Regions from separate parts of the Mus musculus genome. Here region 1 is linked to region 2. Evidence: chromatin loops called from intact Hi-C (ENCODE). Cell type or tissue: heart. All regions are shown on one strand. Links, peaks and the distances in the headings refer to the core of each region. The heading gives the core; the rest is flanking DNA. Region 1 overlaps Kif1b (kinesin family member 1B). Region 2 holds the start of Kif1b (kinesin family member 1B).

Evidence for each region. Peaks named below come from ENCODE experiments on the same cell type or tissue, not always from the same donor. Only the 100,000 strongest peaks of a DNase experiment are listed, where the experiment ranks them.
Region 1: it touches region 2 in a loop (2.1-fold over the local background); 1 of 42 quality-filtered maps calls a loop at or near these places.

The regions. Positions count from the first base shown.
Region 1 is chr4:149,210,334-149,213,241 of GRCm38, reverse strand. The region is part of intron 31 of Kif1b (kinesin family member 1B); the gene reads left to right. Among named protein-coding and RNA genes, the nearest start is that of Pgd, 45 kb to the right of the region's middle. In heart, for the core only: a CTCF peak has its summit at 1,608 (motif pointing right); no DNase peak of the experiment used is centred there.
Region 2 is chr4:149,306,334-149,309,241 of GRCm38, reverse strand. Kif1b (kinesin family member 1B) reads left to right here and starts at 1,509. Exons shown (of 49, transcript NM_001290995.1): 1 at 1,509-1,813. In heart, for the core only: CTCF peaks have their summits at 1,310 (motif pointing right) and 2,613; DNase peaks (open chromatin) are centred at 1,441 and 2,461; H3K4me3 peaks cover 2,264 bases; H3K27ac peaks cover 2,210 bases.

The DNA.
Region 1 (2,908 bases), core at 96-2,595, 96 kb after region 2:
GAAGCAGCTTAGAGAAGAAAGGTTCAATTTAGGCTGTGGGTTCAGAGGGGCAGAGTCCATCATGCAGAGAAGATGGCATGGCAGTGTGAGCAGGAGGCTGGCTGATCTCATTTTCACTCACTCGCAGGAAGCAGAAAGAAAGAACAAGAATGGAGTGGGGCTATAACCCTCAAAACCTGCCCACTGGGATGAATCTCCCCAGCACGGCTCTCCTCTTCCATAACCCACCAAACAGCTATCAACTGGGACCAATGTCCATGATGGGGACATTTGTCATTCAGAACCCACACTGCCTCTCACGGTGCCGAGCGAGCAAGGTGTTAACGGCAGAGATGCTCTTCTCTCTGTAGAGATAAAACATGACAAGTCCCTGAAAGAACACTTTCGTCACTCAAGATGAGAATAATAGTCAAACCCTATGTGGGAATGAGTCAGGGCCCCACATCCCACTAGAGCACTCCGTGTTGTCCCCATATTCCAGGAACAGTGTCTGATCCAGAGAAGCCTGCTAGTTTTCAGTGCTTTTAATGCTGAAATGTCTTCTTAAAAAACAACAGTTAAACAAATGGTCTACCCAACAGTTTTACGTATTTAGCACTTTGTAAGTAAAAGCAACCACTGTATGAGTGTGTGGATGTTCTGAAGCGTTAGAAAGGACTTATCAGTGCCACTGAGAGGGTGGTTCCGGCTCACTAGTGCTCAGCGGGGCCTCTGGCAGCTGTGGTGTATAAGGCCAGGAGAAGAAAAAATTCAGTGGGGGTTGTGGAACAAGAAGGGAAGGAAAGGACAGGCCTAGTGAAAAGAAGGAAACAGACATACCACCTAAGGGACTGGAGGGAAGATACAGTGATTAAGAATACTAGCTGCTCTTCCAAATCGGGTCCAATTACCAGGCACTTACATAGGGGCACACAGCTATTTGTAACACAGTTCCAGAGACTCTGAGGCCCTCTTCTGGCACATGTGGGCACAAATGCATATCCATGAGCTACACCCGTCTTAGTTACAGTTTTACTGCTGTGAACAGACACCATGACCAAGACAACTCTTATGAGGACAATATTTAATTGGGGCTGGCTTACAGGTTCAGAGGTTCTGTCCATTGTCATCAAGGCAGGAACATGACAGCATCCAGGCAGGCATAGTGTAGGAGCTGAGAGTTCTACATCTTCATCTGAAGACTACTAGCAGAATACTGGTTTCTAGACAGCTAGGTTGAGGGTCTTATAACCCCACACACAGTGACACACCTACTCCAACAGGGCCACACCTTCTAATAGTGCCGCTCCCTGTGCACTATCACAACACCAATCACATAGAGTAAAATAATCTATACATAAAATAAACAGTTTAAAATGTGTGGGTGTTTGGGTTGTTTTAGTTTTTGTTTTGTTGGTTTTTTTCGAGACAGGGTTTCTCTGTGTAACCCTGGCTGTCCTGGAACTCACTTTGTAGACCAGGATGGCCTCAAACTTAGAAATCTGCCTGCCTCTGCCTCCCAAGTGCTGGGATTAAAGGTGTGCGCCACCACCGCCTGGCAAATGTGTGTATTTTTTTTTAATTATTTATTTATTATATGTAAGTACACTGTAGCTGTCCTCAGACACTCCAGAAGAGGGCGCCAGATATTGTTACGGATGGTTGTGAGCCACCATGTGGTTGCTGGGATTTGAACTCAGGACCTCTGGAAGAGCAGTCAGTGCTCTTAACCGCTGAGCCATCTCTCCAGCCCCCAAATGTGTGTATTTTTAAAAAGAGTTCAAAGAAAGATATTGCATAAGCCTGGGATGTGGAGTGTCAGTGATCTGGAGCACTGGGCAGAGGTACTGTCTCCTCAGACCTGGTGAACTGATGTGACAGTCAAGACCAAACTACTGATATTTTCCTGCTGCTCAAAATCTGTTCACCCTTTGGAGACTGGAGTCCGGCTCAGTGGTGAAGAGCACTTGCTGCTCTTGGAGAAGACCCAGTTCAGATCTCAGCAGACACAGAGTTCGTCGCAACGCAACCATTCTAAACTCCACCTCTTCTGATCACCGTAGGCATCAGGCATATATGTGGTACACATGCATGCATGTAGTACATACACATACACGCAAGGAAAACACTCATGCACTTACATCTAAACCATTTTTTTTAATGTATTCTTTTTGCCATTTGGCCGTTTAGAGTGTCATCTGTGTGTCAAGCCCCATGGGTGAATACTGCTATTTTCTGGAGAAACAGGCACACAGTGCATCTCTGTCACTTTTGAGAAGTAGGTCTCTGCTGCCATCAGAACACAAAACCATGGCGTTTATGTCAGGATACTTCCTGGAAGAGATGGCTTTTGAGCATCTCTTGTCTAGACAGTAGATTCCTAGGCCAGTTTACCATGGGCAGTCTTACTGTTCTTACAGAGGCTCAAATTTCCAAGTTTTCTATATATAGTAGGATTTCATTTTCAGCAAAACAAACAAATAAAACCTATGAAAGAACAAGTCTTTATTCTTTGCTAATTTTTTTTCAGGGGATGTGGGTGGGTTTGCTTGATTTGGGGGTCTTGGTGGAGTTGGTATGTTCATTTATTTTTTTAGGTTTTGGGGGTAGGTTTGTTCATTTGGGTTTGGGTTGGGGGTAGTTGGCTTGTTTTAAGATAGGCCTTGAGCTCTGCAGTTCTCCCTCCCTCCTCTCTTCCTGAGTGCTCGTCTTCCAGTCATGCACCACCACGTCCTGCTACAGGAGTTGACTTCTTTACTCTCAGTATCTCTGTAAGGCTTATAACTCCAGCTTGTATATATGTCCACTTACATCAATAATCAGGGTGCTTTAATTCCTCAGCCAGTTTTGAATCTGAAATACTCTCTGTCTGGTATGGAAAACGCTGACACACAAAGAGATAATCATTTGGCTCAGTAAAAACAAACAA
Region 2 (2,908 bases), core at 301-2,800:
GACACGGGCTCTGGACACCGCACTGGGATCCTCAGCTCATCGGAAGCACTTTACCCACTAAGCCATCTAGGTTTGTTTAAGACAGGGTTTCTCTATGTAGCCCAGGCTGACCTTCCACTCAAATCGTTGCTCCTAATATTTTAAGCAATTCTATTCTGTGTGTGTTTCAGAATAAATGACATCAACTCCTTTTGTGGGAAGGTGGAGTGTACATTCTAAAGAAAATGAGAGCTGGGCTTAGTGGTACGGATCTTTAATCCCAGCAGTCAGGAAGCAGAGGTAGACAGATCTCTCTGTAGGTTTCAAGACAGCCTTGTCTGCTTGGTGAGTTTCAGGAGAGCCTGAGCTACCAAGACCCTCTGTCTTGAACAAACAAGAACAAACAAGTAAATAAACACAATGAGAAGTGTCCAATGAATGTGGAATAGTGGGAGTCTGGAACTTCAGTGGCATGGTGATTGCCCAGAGTCGTTAGTGTAGAAAGTTAATTCTCACGTTTTAGTGTGTAGGCCTTTCTCTACCCAGTAATTCTGTATTAAAGTCAGGGTTGAGAGAAAAAAAAAAATCTTACTTTCAATTTCTGCTAATAAATCCAAACCACATCCTCTAACCTTAAAATGCAGTGTGATTGGCAGGTTGTCATTGTGATATTTTACTAAGCACTGAATTGAGCTGCTTATGAACGTCTGTGGGGCTTTTCATTTGAGCTGAACCTAAATCTGATTTTTAAAAAACATGGCTCATAGAGCTTTTGTGTTCTTATGAGCCCTGGTAACCCCCTCTAGGGGCATCTCTCTCAGGCCGCTCAGTCCATTCACTGGGCGCGATACAAAGCGTTTTGTTCCTGTGCTCACACCAGCACGCCATCTCCCAAGGAGACGCTGAATGCCCACTAAGTCATGCTTTCCCATTACTCATTCCTCCTTTTCTCCCAAGGTGGCGTGTGGGAGGTGTTGTGCTGGGGTTCGACAAGAATAGGCTAGGAAGCTTTCTGCTGGATACACTCATGCCTGAGCGTGGTTCCGTTCCCACCGCGCCGGGCTCGGTGGCTTCACCGTTTGAGCTGTTTTTCTAAACGGACAATGACTCCACACTCGGCCGCTCCCACATAATCCCAGCTCTCCGGATGGCATCTGGACCGTCCAGTCCCGCCCGGTCACTGAGCCACTTTTTGTCCCCTTACGAAGCGGGTCATTCGGCTACACAGGCGCGGCTGCTACCCACTAACACCTTTCCGGGGGTCACCCGGGAGGGAACTCTGGACACCGGCTTCGCCCACCAGGCACGCCCGCACCCGCACCCGCATCGGCTCCCGTACCACCAGGGGGCGCTCGAGTGTCTCCGTCGCTCCGCCGGCACCTCCCGCCCCCTCTTCCAGCCACGCTTTACTATTGGTCATCTGTCTCAAGGTCTTCATCGCGATTGGTCACCTTCCGCGTCGGTCTCGGTTGCTGGGCGGGCCGAGGTGACGCTCGGCGCTCTAGCTCGGGGCGGTGTCCCGCGCCGGCGGCTTCGGGCGGAGTTTGGCGAGCAGCGTCGCGGTGTAGTCAGACGGCAGTGGTCCCGGGAGGCGACAGCTCGGATCCGGGCTTCTCTCTGTTCCTCCGCCGCATCCACAGCCGCGCCCCGGCCTCCCGCCAATCCTCGATGCAGAGCTGGGCGGCCGCGTGATGGGGCTGCGGAGCGGCGCCCTGCGGCTCGCGGCGGCCGCTGCCTGCGCTGAGGTGCGTCGGTGCCCGGCCTCCCGCGCCCCTGCGCGCCTCGGCGTCTTCTGACTCGGCCGGCTCGCCCGTCTGTCCGCAGCGCGGCTGAGGTGAGGAGGCTGAGGTGGGGCGGCCGAGGCGAGGTGGGCGGTGGTGCCGCGGCGCCGGTGTAGGGGGCCGCTCCCGCGGGAGGGACTCCCGGCCGGTGACGGGCCTGGAGGGGGCAAAGCGAGGAAGCGGCGCGGCCGGCCGGGGCTCTGGCTCCGCGGTGAGGAGCCTCGCCCTCCGTGGAGAGACCTGGCCGGCCGGCCGCGAGCGCCGGGCTTTGGTCCAGCGGCCTGCCGGTCCCCTGCAGTGCCCTGCACCAGCCCTCCGCTTCCCCTGGGCTGCCAGGCCCCGCTCTGTCCGCGGGCCAGCAGATCGGTCGCTGTCCCGCCGTATGTGCGCACATTGCAGCTCTGAGGAGCCAGCCGATCTCTCCCCCCTCATCTGCTCTCTCACCCCCTATTGTGGTTGGCATCAGGGTTCCAACCGGGAATGTGGCAATGCCCCTGAGCCCGATGAAGGTAGGAAAGGGCATCCGACAGAGCGGAGGGCGCAAGGGCTGGACGGAGGAAGCGATGCAGAGGGAGGGGGCTTGTTGGATGCTGGCCAGATGGGAGGAAGGCTGGTGTGGGCTCGACGTTCAGCCGACCAGGATCACTCTGGCAGCCATATTGGGAGGATGATCTGACAAATCCTTTAGGAGCCAAGTCCGGTTGCTGGTAGGCACCGAGTGACAGCCCTGGCAGCTTTCAGGGTGACTGGCCGCACCAGAAGCCAAGTTGTGGGGGTTGGGAGGCCACTCAGAGCAAGCTAGTCATTGTTCATGCAACGCAAACCCTCACCGACTGGAAATGCAAAATTGAGCTCCCAAATCACTTTTTCTCTTTGGTGAATTGCTATATGAGCCTTCAGGGTAAACTGGCTTGAAGATTCCATTCTTGTTGGGGTGAAATTCTGTGTTTCTGTCCTTATCATCGCAATCCACCGCTGCTTTGGCCCTCGAAGGCCTGTTGATGTTTAAGGCCACTTTACCATATTGGAGGCTCTTGGCGTATTGCATGGCGTGCATAGATTTGCATAGTATCTCTTCGTGCAGAGATTAGGGAAAGTGGAATAAACTGGTAGCAGAGAAGACTTGCAGCAGTATCTCGGAGGATGCA